Regions from separate parts of the Homo sapiens genome. Here all the other regions are linked to region 1. The links are chromatin loops, found by intact Hi-C in ENCODE. Cell type or tissue: heart right ventricle. All regions are shown on one strand. Links, peaks and the distances in the headings refer to the core of each region. The heading gives the core; the rest is flanking DNA.

Region 1 (11,312 bases), core at 8,020-10,519:
TTACATAAAGTATTCACATGATGTGTTGAAATGCAGTGAACTCCAAAAATCTTTCCAAAACCCCAAATATAGTTTTTCAGTGTGGAAATGTTCTGTGTTTTGATTTTGCTCTTAAAAAGCAGAAATTGTGTTGATACTAATCATGTCACTACAAAATGATGTTTGACTTCATCTTTTACGTTGAGCTCAAGTACTGCTGTGGCTCTTGTAATAATAGAATATTAAAGTGTTTCTTTAGGATAAAATACTGATGTACGATAAGATCTTAGTGAGAGAGGATGAATGAAGTGGCTCAACACCCATGATCTCTTATAAATGTGACAAATGGCATGGGTAGAGAATTGACCCATTTATCTAACTGTAAACCCTTGCCAATTCATTATTCTATATGCTATGTCTGGGAATTTGAAGATATTATAGTAGTTATTTATGAGCAAGTCTCTTTCCTTGGAGTTCTCACAGAATGTCTTTCACAAGTTCAGTGAAGAGACTTAGAAAGCTGATTCTATCAACTCAGCAAGAGAGGTTCTATCTCTCAATGATAGACTCACACATTAACCAACTTCATGAGATTGATGTCTAAATTAGAAATACAAATTTTTAAATTTAGCATGAGAAATAGTATCACATGCATAGGAATAGCTAAATCTTCTCTTCCTCTAAGAAGATCTATGCAACAAGAAGGAACATAATGAAAAGGATAATTAATGCATTTAAACTCAGAAAAAGGAGAGTTAGATAAAAAGGATTCTTTAATGGCAGCAGGCTAAGTCAGCCCAACAGGTATAATTTTGTCAGTGGTACTAGAGACAGTGAAAGTCCTCCCCACAAAGTCTTGTAAGTACCTTGAGGATAAGGACCCTGTTTTGTATCTATCATATCTCCAATCCCTGGAACAGACCAACCACTCACTAAATATGAGGAGAGTTCATTGGCTAAGACTCCTTTATTCAGTGCTTGAATGAACTCTTCGTACTTTTTTATGGCTCTCATTCCTTCTATGCATCCATGAATGACCTCTTTTTTTTTTTTTTTTGAGACAAAGTCTCACTCTGTCACCTAGGCTGGATGGAGTGAAGTGGAGTGATCTTGGCTCACTGCAACCTCTACCTCTCGGGTTCAAGTGATTCTCCTGCCTCAGCATCCTGAGTAGCTGGGATTACAGTTGTGTGCCCCCTCGCCTGGCTCAGTTTTGTATTTTTAGTAGAAATGGGGTTTCACCACGTTGGCCAGGCTGGTCTCGAACTCCTGACCTCAGGTGATCCGCCTGCCTTGGCCTCCCAAAGTGCTGGGATTACAGGCATGAGTCACCGCATTTGGCCTCTTGGATGACCTCTTAAATGGCACATTCTTTCGTTAGATGTGCCAGCATAGTTGAGTTGGAGTCTGATATGCTCATCAAGTAGCCAATCTGTCTCTTTATGCTTTTTATTTCTGTTTTTGTCAATTTCTTTCTGCTTTTTGGCGGGGAGAATCAGGGCATGCCAATAAAGCCCCTATGTGCATTTTACATGAAATATATTTCTTTGTATCTATTACATCAGCACTCCATCCTAAGATACGATATAATGCAGCTCAGCCAGACTGGCCCAGTCTGTTGCTTCTAACAGTTTCTGCTAATTATGAGAGATGAGGCTCAGGATGTTAAAACTGTGTTGAAGTTGATCAAACTGGAAGCCTTGGGGAAAATCCCTTACCATTAAACCCTACAATCCACTGAAAATACAGGAATGTTTTTCTTCAATTCATTCCAGCAGATATTTAATGAGCACTTGATCTGTTAAGTGCAGGGTTAAAGGCAAATGAGACCATTTTTGCCTGCCTTTAACTTGGAATAACATTCTGTTTTTGGACTCATATTTTAATTTTTTAATAGCCTTATCTATTTACATTTAGTGTTTATTCACTTACCACTTAGGAATGCTAAAAAGGACTTCCTCATTGCTTAAGAAGAAGTAAGGAGAGAAGTAGGTAACCAGATAATGCATCTTGAAACACAAATTGTATTTTAGGAAGTGAAGCCCCAGCAGTAATTTCCCATAGTGAGTGAAGAGGTGATACAGTGAATCATCTCCTAGAATCACAATCTTTGCCCTACGAGGCAGCTAGGTATCAGAAAATGGGAATCTTTTGCCCAATTCCTCTATTACCTATCTGTGTGATTTTGACCATATCACGTCTTCTTTTCAGTTTTCAGTTGTCTCATACAAGTAATGAAAAGGTTGGACTTGATGACATATTATTTCCTTTTACATCAGAATACGCTACAGCTCACCAGTTGAGAGATTTAAAATTATATAAAGTTATTTTCTCTGCAATCCATTGCGGAAAGGATATCAGGAATTACTAGCAATGTTCATTATTAGTGAAATAATATTTATGAAGCAACTACTATGTGCCAGCCACTGTGCTAGTTGTGGATTTGCTCAATTATGTCTCTTTCACATATCTAATAAACCCCTTATAAAGATAAATCATTTGAAATGTATAATGATGAATTATTTGTCTTTGACAGCCTTTGATATGTGTGTGTGTGTGTGTGTGTGTGTGTGTGTGTGTGTACAATTGTTGGGTTTTAGGGTTGGATTTTGAGGCTTGGTCTTTAGTATTAACCAGCACTCCTCATTCAAGAAGTTTACCATTAGCTTGGAATTCCTGCACCCATCAGTTGTGTCTTGTACCACTGAGCACTGATATGATTGCAAAAATAAAGATGAGTGATGCTATGCATTTTTTAAGCACAGGTCTTATTTATTTCTGCCAGTAACTATGGAGTGCCTATCATGTAGTCTAGCTTCCTTTTATTGATCAATAAATTTTATTTCCAAATAAAAATGTGATATTTCAAGAGCTTACTTATAAGAAGCTATAATGCAATAAGAAATTATGGACCAGAAAGAACGTTAAAAGAATTGGTCAGTGTTTTTCACTGAAAAGAAACAGAATACATGGAGCCATCTATTCAGCTCTATCAGTATTTGCTTTGTGCTCTTTAATTAATTTCTTTTAAAAAGGTATGTTTGCAATACATTTCATTACTAATCACACTAAATTAATTTTCAAATGTATGAGTTCCTTCTGAAAGTAATGACTTAGTTTGAGAATCCCTCATTGTGTACCATGTATATATTTGAATTTCCGAAACAGAAGATGACTTCAGCTTAGACGCTGTGTCTGGCCAATAGAGATATTCTCAAAATGTTTGGGTCACTGTTTTGTCACTGAGCCAAACTTCCTGGTCCAGATTCATTCCACAGAAATGTCTCTTCAAAGTCAGTCAGATAATTTTGCCCTTGGCCATGGAAAAATAGCATTGGATTTACTCTGTTTTGAAGAGCCAGAGCAGAGTGAGTGTCACTTCCCATCAGGTATTATTTATGAAATGAACTCTCAAATGAAAGGCTGGCATCGTGCTACTGCCCTAATCATCTGCCATTAGTTTAAGTCTAACTCAACTGTTTTGGGCTTTCATAGAATAAATAAATACGGTTTCTATCCTTTGCCTAAATATTGCCTCATAATATTTCTAAAAAACAAATTAAAAACAAAAACAAAAACAAAAACGGCTGGGCGCAGTGGCTCACGCCTGTAATCCCAGCACTTTGGGAGACCAAGGTGGGTGGATCAGGAGGTCAGAAGATCGAGACCATCCTGGCTAACATGGTGAAACCCCATCTCTACTAAAAATACAAAAAAATTAGCCAGGCATGGTGGTGGGCGCCTGTAGTCCCAGCTACTCGGGAGGCTGAGGCCAGAGAATGGTGTGAACCCGAGAAGTGGAGCTTGCAGTGAGCCGAGATCGCACCACTGCACTCCAGCCTGGGTGACAGAGCGAGACTCCGACTGAAAATAAATAAACAAATAAATAAATAAATAAACAAATAAATAAAAAACCTTCTCTGGGCACGATGCTGAAGTGAGTCTTTGGTATTTTGTCATCCATAATCCACCTGATACTTTAATCTACCCACCACCTTTTCTCAATTTCCTAATAACCCTACACAGCCATTCTGGTAAGATGGAGGTGACCCTTTCTTTTTGCCTCCAGGGTTGTTATAGGAGCCAAATAGGATCAACATGAGGACACCATTCTCCTGGTCACATGGATGAGCATGTGGCTCAATCTGGAAAATATCTATTTTCCCAGGGAAAGTGAGCATGTGACTACCAATGGGTGTCTTACCACCCAAAGGAGAGAGCAAAACTGTGGGTGAAGCCTAGAGAAGAAGAGGGAGATAGAGTCTTGATTACATTTCAACTGTTACTCCCAGTCCTGCCTTCACATCCACTTCTTGGCTTTACAGTTTTATGATTGAGTACATCTCTCCCCCCATCCTCTTTTTTCCTTAGGCTAATTTGAATGAGTTCCATCTGCTGTAACCATAAGGGTCCCGATGAACGCCTCTTTTCAGGCTTTTGCTGTAACTGCTCTGTGGCCCTCTCTGTATGACCTTACTGTGTTACATCAGACTACCCCACCCTCCACCCCAAGTCAGTGGCACAACAGACCACACTCCCTATATTCACAGCCTAGCTTGTATTTCAGGCCTTACAGATTTTGCCTGACAACTGACTCGGTAATTTCTCACAAGTCTTTTGGATAAATGTACGAATGGCTTATTAGTTTTTGAGATTGTTTACATCTTATGAGACAAGTTGGTTTCCTAGTACAATACAATATTTTAACAGGTCAGAAAGAGTAAATGAGATCTAAAAAGTCAAGATATAGAAAGTTGGGTTATATGCATGTTCCTGTACTTGGATTTTTTTTTTAAACCTGCATTTACTTACTTAAAAATATCTATTGTGTACTTCCTACAAGCTAGGCATGGTGTAAGGAGTAAGACACAACCTGGGGAAAGCAGGCTGGGTCTCTGCCCTCATGGAGAACATTGTCTCTCAGGAAAGATTGACATGAATCAGATAAAAATACAAATATGTATATACAACTAAAATAAGTGCTAGTCTATAGGCTTATATAACAGGGGACTGTTGGGTCTCAGGGTTCAGGGAGAAATAAATTCTAGAGGAAGTGATAATGGAGGTTACATTTAAAGGCTGAATAAGAGATAACTGCATGAACACAGGCAATTTCTAGGAAACAGTAATATCTGTCCAGAAGGTGAGAACAGCTTTTCTTCAATCTCCTAAAGTGGAAAGATACATGATTTATTTGAAGGATTAGAAGAATGAGGGAGTGGCAGCAGATGAGGCTAAAGAAGTGTGTGACAGACCAGTTGAGGGTTGCTGCTGTTCCCTTTTAGGCAATGGTCAGCCATTTAAAGATTTGAGGTCAAAGAGTTGTGCAATCAGATTTATGTTTTAAAAGATCCTGTAACTTAGTAATCTTAAGTCTGGCTCACATTGGAATCATCTGAGGGGATTAAAAAATACTGTTGCCTGGTGGCCATCTGATTCTAATAGAATCAAAACCTCTGGGGTGGGACCCTGGCTCTAGTCAGCTTAAAAGCTACCCCAGGTGATTCTAATATAAATCTAGGCCTGAACATCATCGACATAAATGTTGTGGGAGATGAGGTTAATACTAGCACCTGTCATAGAGTGGTCCAAGCTGACATGACTCACTATGACTCCAGGTTACTACCTCCAAACCTAATATGTTCATGGATTGCATCAATAGAAGTATAGCTTCTGAATGAGAGAAGGAGTTGTTCCTCCTCTCTTTGCGTTAGATCCAGTGTACCTGCAAAGTTTGTTCACTTCTCAGCACCACACTCAAGGAGGAAATTAAGGAAACTGAAATATTCCCAGGAAAAAAGCCAATCAGGTGACAAAGGGAATCTGAAACACGATGGAGAGAAATGGTCGAGTAGCTCCAGATATGTTTAATCTACAGTAAAAATATCCTTTGAAAAGGATAATGTAGGAATCTCAGTTTTCAAGTAAGTCAAAAGATGTTATTTATTCAATGGGTAAAAATGAGGGTCTACTATATACCCATCCTAGACATTGGAAAAATGGCAGAAAATGAAGTAGACAAAAATCCTTGCCCGCATGGAGCTTATATTCAAGTGAAGATTGAAGTTTTCTGGTTCATATGATCTTCAGTATCATAATTTTTAACCGACTTCTGTGATTAGCAACCATAGAATATGTGATAGGGAGACATATTTTAGTTGTAATTTTAGAACATTAAAAGTGGAAGTCTGTGAGAAGCAAAGAGGTCACCATGTATGGAAGGATTCCAGCAGGCACAGCCATTGCAGAGGGGATTCAGGAATCTAATGGTAAGAATAAAAAGGTGTAATAGGAAGGAGACTGATGAGGAGTCCTTTGCAAAAGTGAGAACCGAGTACAGTCCTATCGTATTAAATACTAGCAGTGCCTACATAGTTTGAGCATTTACTGTGTGCCATGCATTTCGCTAAGTGATTATCACACATTATTTCACGTAATCCTCATAACACTCATATAGGTGGAAAGAATAAAACTGTCAAATTATACTTTTTAAAAAGTTAAAAACATGACATATAAATATGAAAAGCAGATATGTCAGATATTTTACTTGACTCCTTAATTAGTGGGGGAATTGGTGTGATGGTAAGACTGGTTCCAAGAACATTTGAGGAGCTCATTATTTATAGGTTTGTTAACAAAGGGATGCTAGCAGAGACTACATTAGGTACAAGACTGGTAATGTCCTGGAGGGCAACAAATCATCACATTTGAGGTTATTTTCTCTACTGGAAAGAAATTATTTGCATCTTTATCAGATAAAAGTCTCCAAGTTAACATGTACCTGTAATAAATCTGGAAATGTTTTTCAATAGCAAACTATCTTCAACAAATGACATTCCCCTTAAATACTTCTTGAGAGGGCCTGTGAAACAATTCCCGCATATGATATTGAAAAAAAAAAGACTACCTTTTGGCTATATTTTTCAAGTTTTGCATAACATTTCTTAACATTAGAAGAATTAAGTATGTTTTCAGGATTTTCTAGCTAGCAGTTATAAAGCTGGGTCTCAAACTGAGATCTCTCCAGATGCCCACATTGAAATGAGCCACATAACAAGTCTTTGGGGAGACATGAGGGCAGGGTCTCGTGAATCATATCAGCATTGTTTGATTAGGGCTGAGTATCAGCTTGAGTTTTTTTTAAATTGATTACCAGAACATTCAAGATTAACTTCTTCAACTATTTAAAACTTCTTTTTTTTTTTCCCTGAAAAGAAGCAGGGCATAAAACGTGAATAATAAACAATAAGCGGTTCATTAGCAATTTGCTACCACTGGCTCTCAAAGACTGTGGAACCCCACGTAGAAGTCTGATTCTTTAGAATTTGCAGCAGCTATTTTCTCTGAAAGATTTCTTCCTCAACTTGTGGGATTTTATTTTGCTATTATTGTTAATTTAGGACGTTGCCATTTCCAAACATGAACATTGTAATTGTTAATAGTCTTCTATTTATAGAATGATAATTTTGAGCTCTTAAGGTATAAAGCCCAGTTCTCTGGAATGACACTTTGTTCAGCCTCATGTAACTGACTGCAGATTTGATCTCACTGTTTTTCTTTTCTGTGAGTTAATCTCAAGGAAAGACTTCAGTGTTATATTTAGGGAATAAATGGAAAGTAGCGGTATAGCTGGCTTAATGTTCCAATAAGGCTTCAGGACAGTTCTCCAAGTTTAAGGTGACAGGCCCCTATTACATAAAGTTAAAGCAGCAGAAAACTAGCCACTCAAATACTTTATTCTAGAACTCACACTAGATGGGAGAGTACAATTTGGCTTTTAGGTTAGAGAAAAGGTTTGCATTTTGCTCCATTAAAAAAAAAAGTAAACTGAAATGTATTTATAGGCAGTCATAAACACTTTACACAGATTATCTCACTGAATCCTTAACAATTCTACCAGTAGATTCTATTATGGTTCCCATTTCACAGATGAGGAAACAGATCGAGAGAGGTTAAGCAAGCTGACCAGGGTTTATAGTCAGTAAGATGCAGAGCTAAGATTAGACCCAGGCTATCTGATTAGAAGGCTAGATGATATCACCTTCCCAAATTATGCTGCAGTAGAGAAAGCAGATAGAAAAAGAGAGCACCAATCCCATTTCTAGCTTCAGCTCTGGTATTAACTGTCTTTAAAACCCTGGACAAGTCATCTCATTTGTCTGGGCCTCTACTTCCCTCTGTAAAATGAAGGGTGGAAACAATTTGGATTGGATGATCTCTGGGGTGTCTCCAACTCCAAAGATCTGATTCTGTAATTGCATCTTGACCTTAGATGTGCACACACACCTCCCCACACCGCCTCCCACCCCACTGCTTCCCAAGGCGAAAATCTAATCCTGCTCAAAGTGCCCAGTGTAATTTGATGCTAAACTCACGACCCCACCGAATCCTATTACTTACAACATCCCCTCAAGAACATACAACACTTAAAATCTGGCAAGCCAGTTCTTTAGAATAAGTTGCCAATGGGGTGTGATTTTTGGAAGTAAAATGTTAATACCAAAAACAGAAAAAAGAAACAGTTCAAAACAAATGCTCCTCTCTCTTTAAATCACCTCTTTTCTACAATGTTACCTTGACAACTTTGCTCTGGCTCTTTAGATATGGGGGTTTTTCAGTGTGGGAGAAGAGGGGTGTCCTCCTGTTTTGAGGTTTCCTCTTGTTGCATGGAAAGGGAAAATGTCAAAGGTAGAGCATCAAATCCAGCAGAATGTACACAGGGCATCTTGAGGGAGTGTCATCCAGAAATAATCACAGGTGCACAGAATTAGGACGCATTCTGATTCAAAGTACATTCTTTTCTCTTTTCTATTTTCCATAACCATAACACACATTCCAACAGCCTATAAAATGTTACATTTTTGGACCAGCACTGTTGCAGAACAGAGAGCAACAAAAGTGCCTGAAAAATAATTGCATTATTTTTAGTTGCTGCAGCAAAAAATGTACATATCAGGTTGAGGGGACAGCTCCGAAGAACTGTACCAGTGTGGAAATGCTAAAAATATTGCTCCCCCTCAAGCAATTGAAATTTTGAGCAAAGATTTAGGAAGCGGCAGGTAGGGAGATCAAATTAGAATTTACATCTCTCAGCTGTAATAAGCTTGTTATCAGGACTGGCAAGAGCTCAGGGGGCTGACAGGGGTCAGCTGGGGACTCAAGTGTAAGGAGCAAGTGAAAAAGGAGCAGTGTTGAGCAGAAGAAAGAGAGGACTTATCTCCAGCATCTAGCACTACAGAGCAGAGGCTGTGTGGAGAATGGCTGAAAAATCAGAATTGGTTGTAGAAGCAGTTTTCTTTCTGGTTGTGAGTATGAGCCCGGCAGACACCATGAGCGCTGTTGCAGGGGAGTCGGCCTGTGCTTGACACATGTGTTTCCCATTGATAGCTGGAGACAGCCCAGTAGCTGTGAGTCGGTCTGACAAAGCCATATTGAAGTACGGAGTACGGTTTCAAAGCAGTCAGAAAAAGAACGGGAATGCTGTTCAGGAAATTCTTCAGGCATGGGCAGGGACTTGGCTGCAGTTCTGCAGTTGGAAAATCTGACTGGGGCAGCTTCTGAGCGCAGGCTGGGCCTGCACACACTCAGCGGGCCGAGTGGCCACCTCCTTCAGAGCTGCTCAGCACGCCCTGGGATCGCGGGCGGTTTTCATCGGCCGGTTTGTGAAACGGACAAGAGAGGTAGGGTACTGTTCAGTTCTTGCGTTTGCACGCGTCTGTTCACTTTCTAAGCTATCTGCCTGCTGTATTTGCAGGCACTCCGAGTTTTTAGTGTGTGCATGTGTGTGTGTGTGAATTAGCAAGTTAGAACTCCGTCATGTAAACAGTTGGCATGGGGCTCCAATCTGTGCTTTTCCCCCTTTAAGGTCTGATTTTCAGCAGGGCAGAGAGACTTCTTTTGAAAGTTAGGATTTAGCTGGCAACGTTATTGTGTAAAGAGGAGTATGTGAATTCCTTATGTTGTCACCCTGCTCCAACCATCTGTAACTTTTCCTTTCTGCGTGGAAGGGCCGTTCACTGGCAAGGAAGATAATTTCAGATGAAACTGTCTGTGTGTTTTGCTTCACTTCGCAAGAGTTTTAATGGGGAGTTTTTTGTTGTTGTTGTTTTTTAATAGTAGAAAATGGCTCTCATTTTAGGAGGGAATCAGAGTTTGAAGTTTCTACGTTGGATGACACTTTCAGAGTGTCGAAACAGATATGTGTGTATGGGTTTCTAAAATCTTTTATATAGGAGTTTGACTGTCATTATCTGGGATTTGACTGTCAGTGATATATTTGCCTAGAATTATGCTGGATCAACATTTGTAATTCTGTTTCTATAATCATTTCCAATTTTCTCACTTGAAGTAATTTGCAGTTTTACTCTCAAAAAACACTTCTGTATTTTAGGAAACATAGATAATAAAAAAGTAACAGAAAATGGCAGTTTACTCAAAATTCTTCTTAAAGGACAGAGACATGATGGTGTGAATTTTATTTCATTGATCTCTTGGTTTTATTTTACACCTTACTGCAAAAGAGCTTTTTATAAAAATCAAAGTTTTAAAAATTTTCAGCACAACAGGGATCTTAGTGTTCCTCTTCAGTTTTGGTTCTTCTTTATCAACTCTATTGCAGTATAGATTTTTTCCTCTCATAGGAAAGCTATACCTTGTTTTATGTACAGCATTTAGAAAACACACAGTACAATGTCATTGCATTTGAGAGACTGGTTCAGCCCAAAGCCGAGCTAAACCTTACAACTGCTTTACAATTACTAGCACAGCAATCTGTGACAACATTGGTTTTTTCCGAACGGGGCTTGGCCAAAAGTCTGGTTGGGGAGATGGATGAATGAATGGAATCTTGGATACTTCTTGAGTAGCTGAAGAGTGACTAGACCTCTTAGGGTGGATCTCTGTGACAACAGGTGTGCATTTACTTGTGTCCTACAATCTTTAAACAAGTAGCTAATAGAAGAGCCTGAAGTTAATGCTGAAAGAAAAGTGGAGAGCCAGCATTTCTCATTGCTTCCTCTGCATAAGACCTAGAATGAGAAGGCACACATTCTGTCCTGTTGGTAGAAGGTCAGGATTTTCAGCCAGCGATTTTCTTTTTTCTTCCAAGTGTTGTACTTGGAGGAGGGACCTGGGACAGGACTGGCAGCAGGATATCTTTAAGAGATGGTTCATGAACATTTTCTTTATTAGTTTCATCTTCGTGTTGGGGTGGTGTGGGGAGGGTTTGGGGACTGCAGGGCTTGAGGAAAGGAAGGGGGTGTAGTTAGAAGTCAGGATGGACTGTGACCTTATTTTTTTCTCTAAAGTGCCTAATGAGTGAGAAAAATGCCAAG
Region 2 (2,500 bases), core at 1-2,500, 140 kb after region 1:
TTTCTTCTGTTTCTGGTAGGTTTTGATTCATTTACCCAACTCTCCCCTCAGTCACTTCAGCACAGTGCAAGTCAGAGAGAATGTGTGGGAAAGTGATTAAGAGTACACACTCTTTCCAGAGTCAGGCAAGAGCTGGATTTGGGTTCTTACTAGATGTGTGGGCTTGCACGGATAACTTAGATGCTTTAAAATTTGATTTCCACATCTCAATAATGGGTGACTGCTGGGACAGAGAAACATTATGATGTAGAAGGATTGACTTCTCCATTAAGAAGAGTAGGTGCAGTATCCACAATACTTTTAGATCCCCCACAAAAGTATTTTATTTGAAAATTATACCAAAAAAAGAACTTTCTAGTCAAAGAAAATGTTTTAACATACATTTGATTTATACCAATGTAGTCATAAAATGCAATTTTTTATTTTTTTTAATGAAGAAAGAGGCCACAAAGACAAAAGTGCCTAGGACCCACAAAAGCCACAAAGGGCCTGTAGTGTATGCCGATCACTCAACACAGTGACTGGCACATGGGAGACATGTTGAAGGTTGATAAACATAGAGGGCCAGACGGTATTTTAGGCTTTGCAGGCCAGATGGTCTCTGTTGCAGCTACTCAACTCTGTTAATGTAGTGTGAAAGCATCCATAGACAAAGTGTGAACAAATGGGGAAGGCTGTGTTCCAATAAAACTTTATTTACAAAACCAAGTAGCAGGCTGGATTTGATTCATAGGCCTTATTTTCTGGCTCCTAACTTAACACTAAGAATTTCGTTTTTGGTAGTATTGAAAAGAATTTTAGTTTTATTCATTTAATTATCTATAAAATATCCTCAAGGGAAAAGGATATACCTGATATATTTTGGAGTATTCCAGACAGTCAAATAAAAGAGAATTTTGTTAAAATCTCAGTTATTCAGGATTCATCTGGTTAGAACAAACCATCACATTTTTTCTCACTGCACTAAAGAAAGAAAGCAAGCATAAGATAATAAAATTCTATGGTTCTACCTCAATGTTCCCAGAAACACCTGTATGGAAAAATAAAGCACTAATAAATGCAAACAATCTCTCTTGAGTTGTGATATGTGTATTTATATAAATCCATAAACAGAGATGGAGCATGATGACATATGTAGCTATGTTCTGCAACTATCATTGTATTAATACTTTCAATCTCTAGAAAGCTGCTTCCTGTGATTTCTTTGGCAGATCAAGCACTTGCTTAAAGAGAAAAGACACATATAATTAAATTGGAAGGGCAGGCAAATCTTCCCACAGACTAAGCCTTCAGTACAAAGAACTATGAGGCCCTAAAGAAGTGGGCATGAGCCCATATATTAAAGATATGTATTTATAGACTATAGGTTGCTGTTCATATTCTCTGGAAGCCAGAAGTTTAGTTCACATCAACTTTGGACTAAGGAACAAATGTCTAGCTTTGTTGGAAGTGTATGTGAACTGTGGTGGCTATTAGAAGTAGGAGGAAAGGGAAGGATCATAGCCTGTAGAAGTAAATTCAGAGTTTGCTGCTTGCTCACTCTGCAGTGTTAGGAAGCTGATTTAAGTCTGAGTTTTTATAACTATAAAATGGGGTTAAGAATATTTATAAATTGGCCAGGTGTTGTGGCTCATGCCTGTAATCCCAGCACTTCAGGCAGCCAAGATGGGAGGATTTCTTGAGGCCAAGAGTTTGAGAGAAGCCTGGGCAACATAATGAGACCCCATCTTTGCAAAAATTAAAATATGCATGGTGGTGCATGACTATAGTCTCAGCTACTTGGGAGGCTAAGGTGGGAGGATCACATGAGCCCAGGAGTTTGAGACCACAGTGAGCTATGATTGTTTTACTGCACTTTAGCTTGGGTGACAAGAGTGAGACCTTGTCTCAAAAAAAAAAAAAAAAAAAAAGATTATAAATTGTTTATGGCCACTAAGAGGATTGCATGAGATTTTACATGTAAAGTCCTTATATCATTGATTGACATAAAAGAGGTACTCAGTAAATCATTATATTTTAATATTTACTAAAAGTAGAAATAATTATTGCTGGGTTAAATGACAACAGAGAAGGGACAACCTAAAAAGAACAAGTGCTAAAACTGTGGGCTCTAGAATTTGAATCATCCCCGTTGAATTGTTAGGTGTTTTATACTGCACAGGTTTTCTTTGTCTGATCTTGAATTTCCTCATTTGAAAAATGCATACAAATAGAACATACCACATAAGACTGTTGGGGATATTAAATACAATAATGTGGCTGTGTGTGGTGGCTCATGCCTGTAATCCCAGCACTTTGGGAGGCCAAGATGGGTGGATCACTTGAGGTCAGGAGCTCCAGACTAGCCTGGCCAATGTGGTGAAACCCCGCCTCTACTAATAATAAAAAAACTAGCCAGGCGTGATGGCACATGCCCGTAATCCCAACTACTCAGGAGACTGAGGCAGGAGAATTGCTTGAACCTGGGAGGCAGAGGTTGCAGTAAGCCGAGATGACGCCA
Region 3 (2,500 bases), core at 1-2,500, 260 kb after region 1:
CCCCCTGAGTTGGAGTCTACAGAGGCAGCAGGCCTGGCTGAGCTGCATTGAGCTCTGTCAGGTTCAAGCTTCCCTGGGCGCTTTGTTTACCTACTCAAGCCTCAGCAATGGTGGATGCCCCACCCCCTGCCAGGCTGCTGCCTCGCAGGTTGATCTCAGACTGCTGCGCTAGCAGTGAGCAAGGCTCTGTGGGTGTGGGACCTGCTGAACTAGGCATGGGATATAACCTCCCGGTGTGCCATTTGCTAAGACCATTGGAAAAGTGCAGTATTTGGATGGGAGGGTCCTGTTTTTCCAGGTACCATCTGAAATGGCTTCCCTTGGCTAGGAAAGAGAAATTCCCCAACCTCCTGTGCTTCCCTGGTGAGGCGATGCCCTGCCCTGCTTCAGCTCACCCTCCATAGGCTGCACCCACTGTCCAACCAGTCCCAGTGAGATTAACCAGGTACCTCAGTTGGAAATGCAGAAATCACCCTCTTCTGCATCAATCATGCTGGGAGATGCAGACCAGAGCTGTTCCTATTCAGCCGTCTTGGAATGGACCTGGGGGCTCAATTTTTTTTTAATTTATTTTTTAAGAATGGCTATTTATATATTATGGGAAAGTTTTTTATAGAGCACTGGAAAATGCTAGCAAGAAGGCTCAGGCTGTTGGAAGAAATGTTGTTTTGTATGTTGTGAAGATGAAATTGTAACCTTGGAAACATAGAAGAGTGCATTGTTCATTGTCAAGTGCCACCTTTCCAGCCTATCTCTGATCTCATACGGGTTTGGGGTTGTTACATGAGTGTTAATTTTGTCTTTCTAAATGCAGAACAAAGATCTAGTACCTTTTGTACTGCTCTTTTATAGTTCCCAGTACTGTGATGGGTGCATAAAAGGGCAACCAATTGAGCTCTAGCATTCCTGTCCACAGCCATGTAAGGATAAAACATCTGCCTCTTTACACACCCAAAAGCAATCTCTGTGACATCTGCACTCCCACAGAGCTGAATCCAGGTTACACTCCGTTGCTTTGGGCTCTTGGGTTGGATATTGAGGAAGTCATTCTTAGCCAAGGCATCCCAGTTAACCCTCTTATCTGACCTCACCCCTAAAGAAAATATATCAGTATTTTTTTTCTCCTATGCAGTTTGCTACATTTCAGGAAGCTTGACTAGCAAATTAGAATTAAAACTTAATTTTATGTCTCCTTCTGATTTCCTTATCCCTAGATCTAAGTATGTAATTCAAGCCCGTCTCCCCACTATCCTTTGGACACACACAGACGCACACAGGTGCATGCATGCACGCATGTGCACGCGCACACACACACACACACACAAACACACACAGTAGGAGAACCACTGATTTTTCACTTCCTGAGAAGCTTCTTTGAATTCTTTGTAACCTTCAAACTATGAGAGATTTGCCTTGAGATATTACCTTTAAGTTAACAATTGTGTTTTAATATGTCTACCCTCTTATAGGATCCCCACTGATGATGTCTAGAGAGCAGAAAGCAAATTTTAAGCTGCCAGAAAGAGTCAACATGGAAATGCACAGAATTTTGTGAGAGTTGACAGCTGAGATAGTGTAATTATGAACATTTTCATAAAGGAGATTTTAGTATACAGTGGAAGGCACAGAGGAACTTAAAAGACATGATGTAGGATTGAAGGCAATGCCAACTGTGCACCCTAATACATCAGACTCCTAGGCATTTCACACTTAACATTTCCAAAGCTGAACCTTCAAGCCCCAAACCTCTCACCTACCAAACTCTGCCTTCAAATATTCACTCCCTTACCTCCTGCCCTGTAGCTCAGTAAATGGCTGTTGCCTCTCCAATTGCCAAGCAACACGAGGATTATCCCTCACTCTGCCTCCTTTCTCATTCCCAAGCCCCATCAGTTACCAACCCCTGCCAGTTCTCAAAATGTAACTTGTCTTGCCCTACCTCCACTCCAGTTCAGGTTGCTATTGTTTCTTAGCTGAATGACTACAATAATCTCCCACCTGGCCACTCATATCATGTACTCCTCTTTCTAGCAGATGCCACAAGGTAACCAGAGTGATCATGTTTAGTTCACACCTTCTCCTGCTTAAAACTCTTCAGTGACTTCTCATTTCTGAAGAAAATTCAAAACCGTTAAAATGGAGTATGAAGGCAAAATGGGTAGATAGACTTACCAGATATCTGGACATACCACAAAGCCACAGAAACAAAGATAATATGACATTGGTACAAGAATAGATAAATAGACAATAAGACAGCCTACAAGTCTGAGTCAGACTCAAATATATTTGGGAATTAATATGTACCAAAGTGATACCACATAATAGTGGGAAAAAATAATGATTGTTTGGTAGATAGTGTTGAGGAAACTGCCTTCCATTTGAATTCCTACATAACTACATACTGAAGTAGACTCCAGAGAGAATAAAGACTTAATATGAAAAGTAAAACTCAAATGTTGATAGAAGAAAATATATAGAATGAACTAGGAAAGGAAAGGAT

What was found. A loop is a pair of places that touch in the nucleus more often than their neighbours do. Peaks named below come from ENCODE experiments on the same cell type or tissue, not always from the same donor. Only the 100,000 strongest peaks of a DNase experiment are listed, where the experiment ranks them.
Region 2: a loop joins it to region 1, with 4 times the contacts of the local background. A loop is called at or near these places in 6 of 110 quality-filtered maps.
Region 3: a loop joins it to region 1, with 4 times the contacts of the local background. A loop is called at or near these places in 14 of 110 quality-filtered maps.

Annotation. Positions count from the first base shown.
Region 1 is chr5:156,317,574-156,328,885 of GRCh38, forward strand. SGCD (sarcoglycan delta) reads left to right here and starts at 9,591. Exons shown (of 9, transcript NM_000337.6): 1 at 9,591-9,659. All of the region lies in intron 2 of LOC124901120 (a long non-coding RNA gene), which reads right to left. In heart right ventricle, for the core only: no CTCF peak of the experiment used is centred there; a DNase peak (open chromatin) is centred at 9,468; H3K4me3 peaks cover 1,799 bases; H3K27ac peaks cover 2,145 bases.
Region 2 is chr5:156,466,453-156,468,952 of GRCh38, forward strand. The region is part of intron 3 of SGCD (sarcoglycan delta); the gene reads left to right. Among named protein-coding and RNA genes, the nearest start is that of SGCD, 140 kb to the left of the region's middle. In heart right ventricle, for the core only: no CTCF peak of the experiment used is centred there; no DNase peak of the experiment used is centred there.
Region 3 is chr5:156,581,518-156,584,017 of GRCh38, forward strand. All of the region lies in intron 4 of SGCD (sarcoglycan delta), which reads left to right. Among named protein-coding and RNA genes, the nearest start is that of SGCD, 260 kb to the left of the region's middle. In heart right ventricle, for the core only: no CTCF peak of the experiment used is centred there; no DNase peak of the experiment used is centred there; H3K27ac peaks cover 2,500 bases.